Regions from separate parts of the Mus musculus genome. Here region 1 is linked to region 2. Evidence: chromatin loops called from intact Hi-C (ENCODE). Cell type or tissue: gastrocnemius. All regions are shown on one strand.

Region 1 (8,000 bases), 490 kb before region 2:
CTAAGATCTAAAGCCAAGCAAGGTTTCTTTCCTCACTCAAGGCTAGATCCCTGTTTGGAGACACCCTGTTCCAACCACACGCTTAATTGACACTGAATCACCCCTAAGATGTTAATAAACAGACTAACAGTGTCAGCCTAACCCAAGCATGCGGGGTGTTGTGCAATTTTCAGTAGTTTGTTTGTTTGTTTTGGATTTTTTTGTTTTTGTTTTTTGTTTGTTTGTTTTTTCTAGACAGAGTTTCTCTGTATAGCCCTGGCTGTCCTGGCACTCACTTTGTAGACCAGGCTGGCCTCAGTCTCAGAAATCCGCCTGCCTCTGCCTCCCAAGTGCTGGGATTAAAGGCATACGTCACCACTTCCCAGCATCAGTAAGAAGCTAATATCTTAAAGCATCATGGACTAGCACCTCACAGTTAAGAGGGAAAGTCTTAGTAATAAAAGATTTGTAGCCGACCATGGTATCTGAACCTTTAATCTCAGCAGAAGGCAGAAATAGGCAGGTCTCTTGAGTTTGAGGTCAGCCTGGTCTACATAGCAATTTCCAGGATAGCTAGGGCTCACCTCTGGCCTCTCTCTCTCTCCCTCTCACCCCCCTCTTACCCTCTCCTCCCCCTGCCCACCTCTGTGAGTGTGTGCGAGTGCACACGCGCACACACGCGCGCGCGCGCACACACACACACACACACACACACAGGCATTCAATGCCAACCAAGCTGCACATGGAGAAGCTAAGAAGACAAGTTGCAGGGGTCAGTTCTCTCTTTCCACAACGTGGGTTCTGGGCTCAAACTCCAGCTTGGCCATCTCACCAGCCAACAAGCATTCTCGATAGACCCCTAGTTTCCCTAAGCAGACAACAGGAGACTTGTTAGTCAGCTACAGGAGTAGTATCACTTCCTGTGATCTTTTAGCATCAGTGTCTCAGAATCTGGCTATGAGAGTTCTTAAAATTCTTCTCTTCCTTCCTCTATCCAGAGTCTCAAGCCATTTAGGATCACCAAACTGGAAAGACCCAGGATTCTACCCCCTGACGTTTATAGTTCTTGGACAAGCCACTGACGTTATACAGGACTCACCTTCTGCATTCTATACATAGAAAGGCAGCATTCTAAAAACATGGTGCTGAGGATAAGTTAGAAAAATATATAGGCAGGTAGAGAAACGGCCTTCCTGCCAGGGTTGTTTCCTTCCTTAGAGAAAGGTTAGAAGGACAAATGCCTAGGCAAAATGTTAAGATGAGAGGACCCATAAGTCTTATAAAATGCTAAACACAGAGCCCTTGTAACGACTCCCAACTCAGCGATTGTCAGCTTGCCTCAATAAAGCTCCACACACGCACACCTTTGTCCCTCTCAGTCAGTTCTTTGCCTGTCCCACAAATAAACTCAACCAGAATCTTAGTTACCGTAGGGGGCAAAGATGGGTCAGCTCTAAAGGGCATATGCTGCTTTTGCGGAGAACCTGAATTTGGGTCCCCAGCACCCACATGGGGTGGCTCACAACCGCCTGTGACTGAAGTTTCCAGGAGATCCAACGCCCTCTTTGGGTGCGTGCACGCACGCACGCGCGCGCGCACACACACACACACACAATTTAAAAATACGATCACTGACAGTGTTTGTTTTTCAATTTTTCAATTTCTTTTAAACTGCCCTTGACTCTTGCTTTGCCATTTATAATTTAGCAATCTTGAACAAAGTGAGTTTGTTTCTCTGAGTCACCTGTAAATGAGGCTCTTCGTGAAGATTTAATGACATCATCTGAGCAAAGCCCCCACCCCCGGAAACCCCTCCTTTCAGCCCCCTCTCTCCAAACTGAAGCTCATTATAGGAGGCAGAAGAGTATAGACAAGTTCTTACTGCAGATGCCAGTGATCCCATAGCTGGTGAGGCAAGCAAATCTGGCTATGAAATCTTCGAGACAGTACACTTCGCCCTCCAGCCTGCTCCTGCCCAAAGAGGCAGCACAAGTCTGTGCGTTAACTTGCTCCAGTCACCCATTGCTCTCTGAAGCAGGTGGTTCAAGGAGCGCAATGGTCCACGAACGAACTACATTTCCCAGCATGCACTTCCAGCCAGGGACCCTAGAGACTATCCTGCGAACCTTGTCCGAACCGCTTTAGGAGTATCGGTCCGTAATCTCCATTCATTCAGCTCCTATGTTTCCCTTGGCTAAATGAGTCAGTTACCGTGAACTCCAACATGAACGGGTCTCCTGCAGGGCTTGTAGAAAGCGTTGGTTCATTCGCCCTGATAGGAGATAGGGCCTAAGGACCAGGGCTCATGTAGCCTGGGACGAACCCAAGGCCTCGCAGCTTGGGACTACAACTCCCAGGCGGCATCGCGGCGGCAGCATAAACACGTCACTGGACACCGCCAAGAGCCCCGGCGGGGAGAGGGACTTAGGGGGCCGACCAGGAGCCGGCTGAGGAGGATGGGGGCCGCCCACGCGTTCCTCGCGTGAGGAGGCCGAGGGGCGCGCCACCCCATCCCGGGGCGGCCGCCCCCGGGGCGCCGCCATCCCTGCCCGGCCCTGCGGTCGTGGCTGAGGATGCGGAGCCGGGGGCCGCCGGTGGAGCTGCGCGGGGTGAGAGGCGCGGGGAGGGGCGGCCGCTTGCTGCCCTCGGCCTCGGCCTCCGCCGGCGGGCCCCGCTCGACCCGGCCCTCCCTGCGCCCTGACATCGTTGGGGACAGGTGAACCTAACGCCTCTCCTGCACAGCCAAATCCGAGGGATCGGTCCTATCGTTTGAAAAAGGTGTTTTTTAGGTTTTTGGGGTTTTTTTTCTTTTTAATTCCTTCGCTCCAGCGGAGGCCCCTCCCCCAGCTATGGTCCCCAGGAGCCCCCCGGGGTCCGCAGGGACTGTCTCCCATCCCGGCCTCCCGGCCCCGCGCTCAGCATTCCGCGGGCAGCCTGCGTGAAGCGGCCTCCCGCAGCCCCCGGCCCCTCCCCCATGGAGGAGGAGGAGGGGGCGGCGGCCAGAGAGTGGGGCGCGACCCCCGCGGGGCCAGTGTGGACCGCCGTGTTCGACTACGAGGCGGTGGGCGACGAGGAGCTGACCCTGCGGAGAGGCGACCGCGTCCAGGTGCTTTCCCAGGACTGTGCGGTGTCTGGAGATGAGGGCTGGTGGACAGGGCAGCTGCCCAGCGGCCGTGTGGGCGTCTTCCCCAGCAACTACGTGGCCCCCGCTGCACCCGCCGCACCCTCAGACCTCCAGCTGCCACAGGAGATCCCCTTCCACGAGCTGCAGCTGGAGGAGATCATCGGTGTCGGGGGCTTTGGCAAAGTCTATCGCGCCGTATGGCGTGGAGAGGAAGTAGCGGTCAAGGCCGCTCGGCTGGACCCTGAACGGGACCCGGCAGTGACAGCGGAGCAGGTCCGCCAGGAGGCCCGGCTCTTTGGAGCCCTGCAGCACCCCAACATCATTGCCCTGAGGGGCGCCTGCCTCAGCCCCCCAAACCTCTGCCTGGTGATGGAATATGCTCGGGGAGGTGCATTGAGCAGGGTACTGGCAGGTCGCCGGGTCCCCCCTCATGTGCTGGTCAACTGGGCTGTGCAGGTGGCTCGGGGCATGAACTATCTACACAATGATGCCCCTGTGCCCATCATTCACCGGGACCTCAAGTCCATCAACAGTAAGTGGTATCCTCTCTCCCAAAACTCTTCCGCTGAATCTTATGAGGCCAAGCCCAGATCGTTGGAAAGGGCAATGGACAGCAGATGGCACTGCATGGGGCAAGCAGGGCCAGGTGAAGGGGGACTTTGGTTGTATTAATAAGAAAAGGGAAGCTCAGAAAGGTCTCTTTCATTCAGTAGGTCAATGATGGTGTATCCATGGCACTATGACAGTCCCTGTGTTCATTGCCACTTGCAGAGTCTGTCCTCATGATGCCCACAACCTGATCGTGGCATTGGAGTCTACCAGGCAGAGATGGACAGAGCTGGCTTAGTTGAAGCCAGGGCTTCCCAAGCCTGTCACAAAGGTTAACCTTTGTGGTCTTGTCATTGGCAGAGCGATTGTTCTGTGCACTTTATGTTGTTTGGTGGCCTTAGGGCTCTATGCACAAGAGGTCATTAGTACTCTGCAACCCTGCTCCCAACTATCAAAACCAGAAATGTCTCCAAACACTTCCTTGTGTGCCTTGGGATAGGGGTGGGATGGGGCAAATCAAAACTGTTCTCTAGATGCTGCTGGCTCTCCAGCAGAGTGGAGCAGATGAAGGCGTTGGGAAGAGAGTGGCTGATAGAAAACACTTCCAGGCTGCTTTGCCCGGCACAGGTTCTACAAAGCTGGCTGACTGGTTGGTTGAGTCAGCAATGGGCCAAGCAGATGGGAAGGGTCCCTAGAAATCGATCATATCTAGACCAAAAGTATCTCAGGGCATCAACAAATATTAGTGGGCCCGCTATTAAGTTAGGCCATCTCCAAGCAACAAGACACCATGGTTTCTTTCCCTGAGAGTCCTCATCGATGAGACATTTCTTTCTTTCTTTCTTTCTTTCTTTCTTTCTTTCTTTCTTTCTTTCTAGATCATTCTGGCATGTGCTAGATACTCCTAGGTATACAACTGGGAAGACTTTGCCTCCTTGGGCTCTCCCATCCTTGCTGAGCCTCATTTCATATCTTTCATTTTTGTCTTTTAAATTGATGGCCTCAGCCTTGCATTTGGTATTCACAAGGCCAGAGCATGTGCAGGGGGCTCCACAGCAAATGAGGCCTGCACTTCCCTGCCCTCAAGTGGGTCATTCTTAACCCAGGAATGTGAGACCCCTCCCTTCGCCTTCAGTACTTACCCCTCAGCAGTCCCTTCTTAGCTGTTGGTTTATGTTTGCTTGATTCCACTCTGCTGTTTTGTATAAGCTTGTTACTAACTGCAACTTTAGCCCCTAGAAGAGAGGGACTGAGTGGTTTTCATCTCCTCAGCCTGGCATTCATACATTCCACACAGAGAGTGACCAAGTGCTGATGACCTTCTGTGGCCTCTGCCCAGTCTGGGAGACTCAACAAAACAGATGCAGGTGGGCCCTGCCTGTATGGATGCCCACATTCTAGTGTTTCTAAACTGCTGGGTGAGTAGAGGCAGGGCCACTGGCATGAGGGGATCCTAAGCCCTTCCCCACCCAGAGGATCCATAGAGCATCTCTTAACACAACCTGGACAAGGTGGCTGGGCTCTGAAGGCCCAGGCTTCCCCTGGGGCAGTAATGGACACAGGTCCCACAACAGTTCCCTACACCCTTCCTCCAGAAGTTCCCCGTCTGATGCCATTTGTCCTTTGCTTCAGTAATCCTTTTTTTTAAATTATTTACTACTGGGGTTAGAAATAGACATCACCATGCATGTGTGGAAATCAGAGGACAGCTGCCAGGAGTCGCGTCTCTTCTCCACCATGAGGGCTCTGGGATGGGGCTCAGATCATCAGGTTACAAGTGCCTTTACCTGCTCAGCCATCCTGACACCTGGTTTGTTTTAGTTTTGGTGTTTGGTTAGCTTTGGTTTTACCAACCTGCTACCTCAGCCTCCCACGTAATGGAGGTACTACCATGACTGACTTAGTTTAGTCATTCTTAAGCATCTATGTTTCATCCATGGCTCTAGGATCATGGAAGAGACTAGGGACAGCTGGGTGTAGTGGCATGCCTCTAATCCCAGTGTTAGGAGGCTGAGGCAAGAGGACTGCCATAAGTTTGAGACCAGCCTGAGCTACATAATGAGTTCCAGGCTAATCTGGATGACAGTGTAAGATGCTATCTAAATAAATAAATAAGTCAGGGGACAGTCTGATGGCTAGCTGGGCAAAGGTATTTGCTGCCAAGTCTGGCAACTTCAGTTTAATTCCTGGGACATGTCTAGAACAACTCATACAGGAATGCATACACAGAAAACAGATAAACATTTTTTTAAAGGAGAAGAGACAGGCGTGGTATTGTAAGGCTTTAATCCCTGCACTCAGGAGGCAGAGGCAAGCAGGTCTCTGTGAGATGAAGGCTAGCCTGAGCTAGAGTGAGTTTCAGGACAGCCAGGGCTGTCTAATGAGACTATCTCAAAAGAAGAAAAAGAAGAGCAGGAAGAGAACCCTACCCCTCACTAATACGTAATCTATATGTAGTAAATAAGAATAGATGATTGATCAATCAAGCTACCTATAGATAAGGGGATGATAGATACATATAGACAGGGTCCATAGCTAGAGGAAAGATGGGAAGAGAGGGGAAAGGAAGATGAGTATCAGTTTGCAGAGAGTTACAGAGACTCTGAGGGAACTGTGGTGAATTCATTATATTTGATGGTCAAGAAAGGCAATATCTGGGGCGCAAAAACTGAACATAAAGGAATCAGCCTTACAAAGAGAGCTAGGGAGAGCAGGGCAGTTGTGAGGTGGGAAGAGTATGCCTCTGTGGAGAAGTAGGAGACCTGGTAGAACATGGAGACCGGCATAGAATCGCAGTGTTTGGAGGCTGCACGGTGGAGATGGCTGCAGATTTGAGGTCAGACTGGACTACAGTGTGAGAATCTCTCAAAACAGCAAAGCCCGGGCCTGGAGGCTGGAGAGAGCTTGGTGGTTAAGAGCACTGGCTACTCTTGCAGAGAACATTGCTAACATGACTTCAGTTCCTACCACCCACAAGGTACCTCACAAACATCTGTGACTCCAGTTCCAGGGGATTCTATACTTGAAGTCTCTTCAGACACCAGGCATGCACATGTTGGACATGTAAACATACAGGCAGATGTGTGCATTAATACACACACACACATACACACACATCAAGCTGAGGCTGTGACATAGTCTTAAAGTGCTTCCCTCACATGCATAAGGCCTTGGGTTCAATGCCCATCACTCAAACATGGCACAAACATGCAAAGCATAAACTATCTCAGCATTGAGACATTGGACAGAGATGGAAAGCTGGTTATCTAGATAGCCATATGCTTTTGATCAAGTAACTTCTCTTAAGAATTAGTTTGCTAATTTAACCTCAGTGTGGACACTAATCATAGCTGTCATCACTGTTAGATGGCGTACTGCCTCTGGTCAGCTAGAGCTACTCTGTATGCTTAGTTGTATCAGTCAGCCTTTTTTTGTTTGGTTGGTTTTTTTGTTTTTGTTTGTTTTTTTCGAGACAGGGTCTCTCTAGCCCTGGCTGTCCTGGAACTCACTCTGTAGACCAGGGTAGCCTTGAACTCAGAAATCCGCCTGCCCCTGCCTCCCAAGTGCTGAGATTAAAGGCGTGCGCCACCACCATCCGGCTCAGTCAGTCTTGATAACAGTGATGCTGCATACAAACCTTCCCCAAAACTCAGTGTGTGAAAACAGCTACTTGTTACTGTCTGTGCTCTTATAGATGGGAACAAAATGATTTAGCAGGGCTTGGGTAAGGGGGATCAACTCCCAAGTGTCTCTCACCTCCTTTGGATCAGCAGGCTAGTTAAAGCACATTATCATGGTGGTGGCAGAAGGTCTAGAGGCCAAGATAGTGCCAGAGGCTTCTTGCAGGCTATGCTTTGAATTGGCCTGTCATGTTTTTTTGTTTTGTTTTGTTTTGGGGTGTTTTTTTGTTGTTGTTGTTGTTGTTGTTTTTAGAGACAAAGTCTTGCCCAGGTTGGCCTCCAATATACTACTCACCTGCCTGAGACTCTCAAGTTCTGGGAGTATAGGCGTGTGCTACCATGCCCAACTGTGTCCACCTTTTCCTTTAAAAGGGTGTGTGTGTGTGTGTGTGTGTGTGTGTGTGTGTGTGTGTGCATGCGTGTGCACATGTGTTTATTTGTTTTAAACCCTGTCTATATGTGGGTACCTGCAGAGGCCAGAAGGTGTTGGATCCTTTGAAGCTGGAGTTTCAGGTGGCTGTGTAGGTCCTCTGCAGGAGCAGTGCATGCTCTTAACCACTGAGCTGTGCCTCCAGCCCCAAGAGTTATTTTTAATTATATGTGTGTGTGTGTGCGTGTGCGTGTGCGTGCTCACACACGCATGAATATGTGTATGTGTGAGTGCTGGT
Region 2 (8,000 bases):
CAGGCTGGCCTCGAACTCAGAAATCCACCTGCCTCTGCCTCCCGAGTGCTGGGATTAAAGGCAGCGTTCACCACCACGCCCGGCTCGTGAGTACCTGCCTGTTTCTTTTGTCTAGGAAGGCCTGAATTTTCAGCTTTGCACATGGCTTATGCAGATGAGGTATCCTGTGTATCTCCAAATCGCTGGCAGTACTGACCATGCAGTTAGTTCCCTATATTGGAAGCTTACTTTTTAATTTTAGATTTATTTTATGTGTGTGAGTATTTTGCCTTCGAGTATGTTTATGTACCATGTGTAACCTCAGAGGTCAGAAGAGCATCAGATCCCCCGTGACTGGTGTTGCAGATGGTTGTGAGCCCCCACCATATTGGTGTTAGGAACTTAATTTGGGTCCTCTGCAAGAGCAGCAAGTATTAACCACTGCAGCCCCTGAGGGTTATATTTTTGTTTTTTTGAGACAAGCATGTGAATTTGAAGTCACTGTAACTGAGGGTGATTGTGAACTTCTGTCCTCTTAGCTCTACATCAATAATCCTGGGATTGTAAGTGGTACACTGCCTCACCCAGGTCATTTAGTGCGGTGGGTGGACCCCAGGGCCCGGCGGATGCCAGGCCAAGGAGTCTACCAATAGAGCTACATTTAGTCCCCTATGTATTAGTTAGTTGTCTCCCAGAGGCCTTCAGATTTTCATGCCTTGAATCTTCACAGTGCCAAGATTTGAAACTAGTATTTACAGTAAAATATCTACTGCCCAAAGAAACACTTTGATGTATTCTAAATTGGGAAATTCAAAACATGAGAACAACATGCTACCTCATGGTCTCTGCTACCAGCTTCATTTATTTACCAACTTGTGTCTAAAACTTCTCAAGGAAATCACCTCCTACACTTATTTTACAGTGGTCTTACTGTTTTAGTTTTTGTGGTTCTGGGCATTGAACCCAGGGCTTTGTACATACTAGACAAGCTCAGTCCTGGGCCCCTGACATATATTTTAGTTATAAATTATCATACATTATTTTTTGGCTTGGGAATTGAACCCAAGATTATCAGGCATTCAACCACTATGTTCCTGTCCTGTTGCTATGAAGAGACACCAGAACTAAAGTAAATTAAAGGCAGAGCATTTACTAGAGGTCTTGCTTATAGTTGAAGAGAATCAGTTCGTGGTGATTATGACAGCATGGCAGCAGGCAGGCATGATGCCAAAGCAATAGCTGAGAGCTTAAACCTGGCAAGATGAGGCAGTGAAAAGGAGAGGAAATGTGTGGGGGTGTGGTGGGGGGTCTGGCTTGGACTTTTTTTTTCATTAAAAAATTTTTTATTAGATATTTTCTTTATTTACATTTTAAATATTATCCCCTTTCCTAGTTTCCCCTCTGAAAATCCCCTCTCCCCTCCCCCATGGCTTGAGCTTTTGAAACTTAAAAGCTCACACCCAGTGACAGAACTCTACCAACAAGGTCATCTGCCAACCTTCCTAAACAGTTCCACCTACTGGGAACCAAACATTCACATATACTAGCCTATTGGGACCACCTTATTCAAACTATAACCATTAAGCTATAGTTTCAGCCTCAGTCTGTTGATTGCATCCTTGTGAGGTCACTAAACATGCTCTTTGGGCCTCTGTTCCTTGCACGTCTGTTCATGGACTGCTCCTTCTAAGAGGCATGTCAGGTCAGATAACAGTGATACTAAGAAACCCTGAAATAAATCTTTTTTTCCCCTTCCTGGTTCAGTTACCATAGACATACATTCTTTAGCTCAATTTCTTTGTGAACTGGGCTTGTCAGGGCTACTCCTGAGGCAATTCAGACCATCCCTGATATATACATATATGATTTTTACACATGCATATATATGTATGTGTATATATACATACATACATATATATAGTATATACACATATATATTTTGTGTGGGTGTACATACACACACATGCATATGATTTGCTGGTGCATGCCTTACCCACGTTTGGAAAGGCAGAGGCAGGTTGATCTCTTAAGAGTTTGAGGCCAGTCTGGTCTTTATAGGGAGTTCCAGGCCAGCCAGGGCTGTGCAGTAGTAGATCGGTGTCTCAAGAAAAAAGAGTGGGCTGGAAAGATGGCTCAGCGGTTAAGAGCAGAGCACGAGTGGGTCTTCCAGATGACCCAGGTTTGATTCCTAGCACCTAGCTCTGTAGCTCCAGTTCCAGAAGACTCAAGACCCTCTTCTGGCCTTTAAAAATACCAGGCACACATGCAGTACTCAGACATACATGCAGCAGTTGTTTGCTTTCATTGCTTTCTTTATAGATGAGTGGGTTGAAGCTCATAAGCTAGAATAGCTTAGCTTCTAGTGAGGAAGTAGCCTGTGAATGTGCACAGTGAGCCAGGTGGGACAGTGCCTAGCCTGAGGCCAGACGTTGAGTGTTTGCTCAGTACCTGGGAACCCTGGCTGTGGCTGCTAATCAAAGAACTGCCTTGTTCTCAGACCTCAGCACAGGAAATTCCAGGGTGGTTTTCTATACTGGCTCCTCTAGCTTGGTCTCTGGAGGGTCCAGGTACCTAAAACGACTTGAAGGTGGAATCAGATAGTCCAGCCTGCCTATCTGCGTCTCTAGTTATCCAGGGGGTGATCGCTACTTGGAATTGCCTGAATTGCTTTGGGCTCGAGTAGGCATTTTCTTTGGCCCATAGCCCTTACCCTCTCTCTAAAATGGTACTGGCTGGAGAACAACCTTGGGGAGTGGGTGAGGGTGAAATTTGGTTTGGGGCGGAGACAGGATCGAGAACACAGGTTTCCTTGATATTCAGCCTGGAAGGAGGGCAGGAGGAGCCCAGAGACCTCGTTCTTCACTTGGTCATTCTCAGTCCATGATGGTGTGGTCCCCAGTGCTCCTTGGCATCGTCGTCTTGTCTGTTTTTTCAGGGCCTAGCAGGGCTGATCGAGCTATGCCCAAGCTGGCTGACTGGAAGCTGTGTGCGGACGAGGAATGCAGCCGTAAGAGTCAGGGAACAAGGGAAGGGGGCTGAAGGCTTGGACTGCTAGTCTGTTTTGCAGTTGCTGTCATTTCCTTCTCCCTCCCCAGATCCTATCTCCATGGCTGTGGCCCTCCAGGACTACGTGGCCCCTGATTGCCGCTTCTTGACTATATATAGGGGCCAAGTGGTGTATGTCTTCTCCAAGTTGAAGGGCCGTGGGCGCCTTTTCTGGGGAGGCAGTGTGAGTCTTCAGAGAGTGATAATGGGAAGGGTGTGGGGTTTGTTTGGGTTTGTAAAGCCTTGTTTTCCATATGAAGGGAAGATTTGGGGGGAGGGGAAAACGAGATTTGGGGGAAGGAAGGACATTTTATTACTTATTGCATTTTTTTTTTTTTTCTTTAGAAATTACAGAGAAGCTTAGCGCCAAAGCTCTTTTTCATACCCGGGATACAACAGTGAACAAAGGGGTAGAGGCAGGCAACCAGCAAGCCATCAAAAGTGGCAGCAAACATGACATTGTGAGGATTAGTTGTAGTGGCAACATTCTATCCATGAGCAAATGGCATTTAAGCTGAGATTCAAGTAAGAGGGAAGATTGTACACAGGCGTTCAGCAAGCATAAGTGCCGTTTCCCCAGATGGACTTTTAACTTCTTCTCCAGGTTCAGGGAGGTTACTATGGAGACCTGGCAGCCCGCCTGGGCTATTTCCCCAGTAGCATTGTCCGGGAGGACCTGACTCTGAAACCTGGCAAAATTGATATGAAGACCGATGTGAGTGTCTTGGGGGTGGAGGTGGGAGTAGGATGATAGTTCCTTTATTTGCTTACCTGTTTATGAGAAGTAATTATTTTTGTTGTTGGTATGTACCCAAGCTGGCCTCAAAATCACTAGCCTCCAGTTTCAGCCTCCTGAGGGCTGCTGAGTTTACAGGCCCTGCCCAGTGCTGAGTGATCTCTAATTGGGAAATGGCAGAGGGTGCAGTACTGGAAGCTAATGTGTTCATTTCTGGGTGATCAAACCTAGTCCTTGCAGCTATAACTTTGTTAGAACCACTAGGCGCATTGCAATGTCATCACTGGTTGGTTTTCTATCTACTCTTTTTCAGCAATGGGATTTCTACTGCCAGTGAGCTCAGCCTACCGCTATCCCTGCAGTTACCCTTCCGGCTCTATGCAAATACAGCAGCCAATGGCAAACTATTTGTCTCTTTGGTTTTTGGGGTTGGGTGGGTATGTGCAAAGAATGTTTCACGGGTTTCTGAATATAGCCAATTAATGCCCTGAATGTTGTAACGTCAGTGGCTACTAGGCAGAATTTCACTTTGCAAGCCCTTTGCTCCAAGGTAAGGTTTGGGACCCCCAAGCAAGGGGGTAAACAGTACAATATATGTACGCTTTCCTCTCTTTTAAAGGGAGTTGAATCATTGGTATGAGCCAATAGATCCCGAGAAGCGCATAGAACGTACAGTTTTTTTGTTTTGTCTTTGTTTTGAGGGTTTCTCTATGTAGGCCCTGACTGTTCTGAAACTCACTATGTAGACCAGGTTGGCCTTGAACTCAGCGATACATCTGCCTCTGCTTCCTGAGTACTGGGGTTGAAAGCATGCGCGACCCCAGAGCCCGACCAACAGAGGTTTTTCTTGTAGATAGGGATAAATGTGCGCGTGTCCTCAGCTTTCCTCTTTCCGGTCTATGGGGTTAGAAATTACACTCAGCAGCCTGAGATCCATTCTTCCAACTCTGTCCATCCTGCCCTTGCTCCTTCTTGGCATTCTTGTCCCCGCCCCGTGCCTACGTATAACCAATACGGAGTCTAGTCTCTGCTCCCCGATATTTGACCAAATCCGTTCCACCGCTAGGGCAGCATCTCTGCCTCCGCCCTCTCCCACTTGCTCCACCAATCGCTCTTCTATGTCACGCCCCTTTTGACTCGGCCCCTCTCATGCCACCAATCCGCGCCGCTTATCCCGCCCACTGCCTCCTGAATCCACCAATCACTGCGTTGGGCGAGCGTGGCCTGGTATCCGCAGCTCCGGAGGCTCGCGCGGGAGGGGGGGGGGCGGTGAAGGCGGAAGTGGCGGCGCCGGGTCCAGAAGTGGAAAGGAGCTGAGGCTGCAGCCCGAGTGGAGCGGCTGCCAGCCGAGGAACAGGCGCGGCTGCGGCGCCATATTGCGGCCCTCAGCGGTCGCCACTGAGCCATGGCCGAGACCTACGGTGAGGCTGATGGGCCGAAGCAGGGGGGGCTGGGCCCGTAGTGGATGTGGATGTGGAAGTGGGGCGGGGCTTTCTGGTCAGGTGGGCGGGGTCTGCCCGGATACGGGGCAGGGCTAAGTGGGTCTGGGGCTGAGCTAATCGATTTGGGTGGAGCTTGAAGAGGCCGCTGTACGGGTTAAAAAGATCTAGGGCGGGATTTAAGGGACCTAGTCTTGGTAGATTAGGGTAGGGGGTAGGCCTTGAAGAGGGAAGCAAGCCTTCCTGGGCGGAGCATGAGTGGATAGGGCGGGGCTGACGGTGACCAGCAAGGGTCAGGTTTTATGGACTACAGAGAGAGCCTCACAGATGCTGTGCACCCTGCACACTCTGTGGGCTGATCTGGTTTGAGAGGGCTGGAGTGATGTTCTTGAGTTATAGATTTGAAACTTAGCGTCAAGAAATGCGGCATAAGTTTAAGGATAGAGGCCAGGGGTTCTGGACAGAGGATGGGGAGACAAGGTTCAGAGTTAGGCAATCAGTATGGATGTACAGTGTCAGGTGGGTAGAGGTAGGTTGGAAGGCAGTAGAAATCTCTGACGACAATCAGAGACAGCTCCATTCATTGAACACTCATAGAAAAGCCACAGAATCTGGTGCACACTTACCAGAGGAGGTAACCAGTTTAGGACATAGGCCCAACGTCAGAGGCCTTGACAGAGTGAATGAGTGAGAGGGGGTAGGAGGTGAAGTGAAGAGGAATGGAGGTCAGATTTAATTCTTGTTGAAATGGCTTTTGAAATGCATCAGGTAAGGTCTTGCATTGTGGAGACCTTTAGTTTGGGTTTGTAGCTTAGCTGTGCCTAGCTGTGTAGTCTTGCTTTCGTCAGTTAACCTCTCTGGCCTCATTTTCCTAGTCTGGAAAGTAGAAGTCCTTAGTATACTTCCTTCTTTCCTTTTTAAATATTTATTTAATGTATATGAGTACATTGTAGCCGTATTCAGAGCCACCAGAAGAGGGCATTGGATCCCATTATAGATGGTTGTAAGCCACCATGAGGTTGCTGGGAATTGAATTCAGGACCTCTGGAAGAGCAGTCATTGCTCTCAACTGCTGAGCCATCTCTTGAGCTGTATAATTTTATCTTTAGAGCTTTATTTATGATTAAATGAGTCTTTAGGACTGTGATGGGCATGTATATGGTAAACACTATATAAAAATAATTTTGTGTGCTATAACCCTCTCATTTGGGAAACCGAGGCAGGAAGACTGCTTCAAGTTAGAGGTCAGCCTGGACTACAGAGTAATACTCTTTTTCTTTTCTTTCTTTCTTTCTTTCTTTTTTTTTTTAAGACAGGGTTTCTCTGTGCAGTCCTGGCTGTCTTGGAATTCACTCTGTAGACCAGGCTGACCTCGAACTCAGAAATCCACCTGCCTCTGCCTCCCAAGTGCTGGGATTAAAGGCGTGCGCCACCACTGCCTGGCCAAAGTAATACTCTTAAAATAAGAAAAAGAGAAAGAAAGAAAAGTGCAGTGTGCTGGCACTTCCAGCAGTGGGTAGGCTGGGGCAGCAGGATTGCAGTTCAAGACCAGATAGTGAGTCCCTGAGTAGGAAAAAGACAGACAGACAGACAGACAGCAGTGGGTAGGCTGGGGCAGCAGGATTGCAGTTCAAGACCAGATAGTGAGTCCCTGAGTAGGAAAAAGACAGACAGACAGACAGACAGACAGGAAGGAAGGAAGAAAGTAGAGGATGGCAGCACAGTCTTTTAGAGGCTGAGGTAGGAGGAGTGCTTGGAGTTTGAGGACAGCGAGGTTAGTCTGGAATACATAGTGAAGCTTTGTTTCGAATATCAGTAATAATAATGAAAAAAGAAAAAAGAGTCCTCTTGAGCCCAGTAGTGGTGCACACCTTTAATCCCAGCGCCCAGGAGGGCAGAAGAGGCAGGGGAATCTTTGAGTTTCAGGCCAGCCTAGTCTACAAAGTGAGTTCCAGGACAGCCAGGGCTATACAGAGAAACCCTGTCTCAAAAAAAAAAAAAAAAAAAAAAAAAAAATCATCTTGGGCTAGGTTGGCTAGCATGCAGGATTTCCCAAGTTCTATCAACAGCCCTGCAGACTTCTGGATTTTTTTCTTTTTTTAAGTTTTCCTGTTTTCTTTTCTTTCTTTCTTTTCTTTTTTTAAATGCATGCTGTATTTATACTTTTGTGTAAAAGTATACTTTTTTATTATTATACATAAGTACACTCTAGCTGTCTTCAGACACACCAGAAGAGGGCATCAGATCTCATTACAGATGGTTGTGAGCCACCATGTGGTTGCTGGGATTTGAACTCAGGACCTCTGGAAGAACAGTTAGTGCTCTTACTTGCTGAGCCATCTCACCAGCCCAAAAGTATACTTTTTTGTATTTATACTTTTGTGTATACTTTTCCTTCTGACTTTCTGTTTCTTCTCTTATTCCCTTTGTCTTTCTCTCCCTCTGGATATCTTCGGCACCATCTGCTCAGACTTCCTCTTCAAATTCCTGGTGATTGGCAGTGCTGGAACTGGCAAATCATGTCTTCTCCACCAGTTTATTGAGAATAAGTGTGAGTTTCTGGCAGGACCCTGGAACTGCGGATGTGGTCATGGTGTGGGTCAGTGGGGCAGCAGGTGGGGTAGGTAGCAGGTACCATTGACTAAAGCTAGTACTATAGGCTTGCCTCTAGCTTTGGTGGATGGTCTTTGCTAAGTTCTCTGCCAACCCAGCAGTGAGAATTGGGGTACAGAAAAGGAGGAAGAGGTCTGCAGGATGGGGGGGATTCCAGGAGCCCCTGCACTGCCCCCCCACCCCGTTTC

Evidence for each region. Hi-C counts contacts between places; a loop is a spot of excess contacts. Peaks named below come from ENCODE experiments on the same cell type or tissue, not always from the same donor. Only the 100,000 strongest peaks of a DNase experiment are listed, where the experiment ranks them.
Region 1: a loop joins it to region 2, with 5 times the contacts of the local background. A loop is called at or near these places in 2 of 42 quality-filtered maps.

The regions. Positions count from the first base shown.
Region 1 is chr7:27,668,978-27,676,977 of GRCm38, reverse strand. Map3k10 (mitogen-activated protein kinase kinase kinase 10) reads left to right here and starts at 2,397. Exons shown (of 10, transcript NM_001290528.1): 1 at 2,397-3,635. The coding sequence starts at 2,954. It also overlaps a transcript of Zfp607b not described here. In gastrocnemius, no CTCF peak of the experiment used is centred here; DNase peaks (open chromatin) are centred at 2,350, 2,993, 3,310, 3,682 and 1 more place; H3K4me3 peaks cover 2,910 bases; H3K27ac peaks cover 1,721 bases.
Region 2 is chr7:27,175,908-27,183,907 of GRCm38, reverse strand. It overlaps Rab4b (RAB4B, member RAS oncogene family), which reads left to right and starts at 5,025. Exons shown (of 8, transcript NM_029391.2): 1 at 5,025-5,181; 2 at 7,670-7,750. The coding sequence starts at 5,166. It overlaps Mia (melanoma inhibitory activity), which reads left to right and starts at 2,759. Exons shown (of 4, transcript NM_019394.3): 1 at 2,759-2,986; 2 at 3,075-3,208; 3 at 3,629-3,739; 4 at 4,074-4,167. The coding sequence starts at 2,863. The coding sequence ends at 4,097. It overlaps Mir3101 (microRNA 3101), which reads left to right and starts at 7,815; the gene lies at 7,815-7,902. In gastrocnemius, a CTCF peak has its summit at 4,832; DNase peaks (open chromatin) are centred at 2,748, 3,659, 4,915, 5,214 and 1 more place; H3K4me3 peaks cover 2,331 bases; H3K27ac peaks cover 3,433 bases.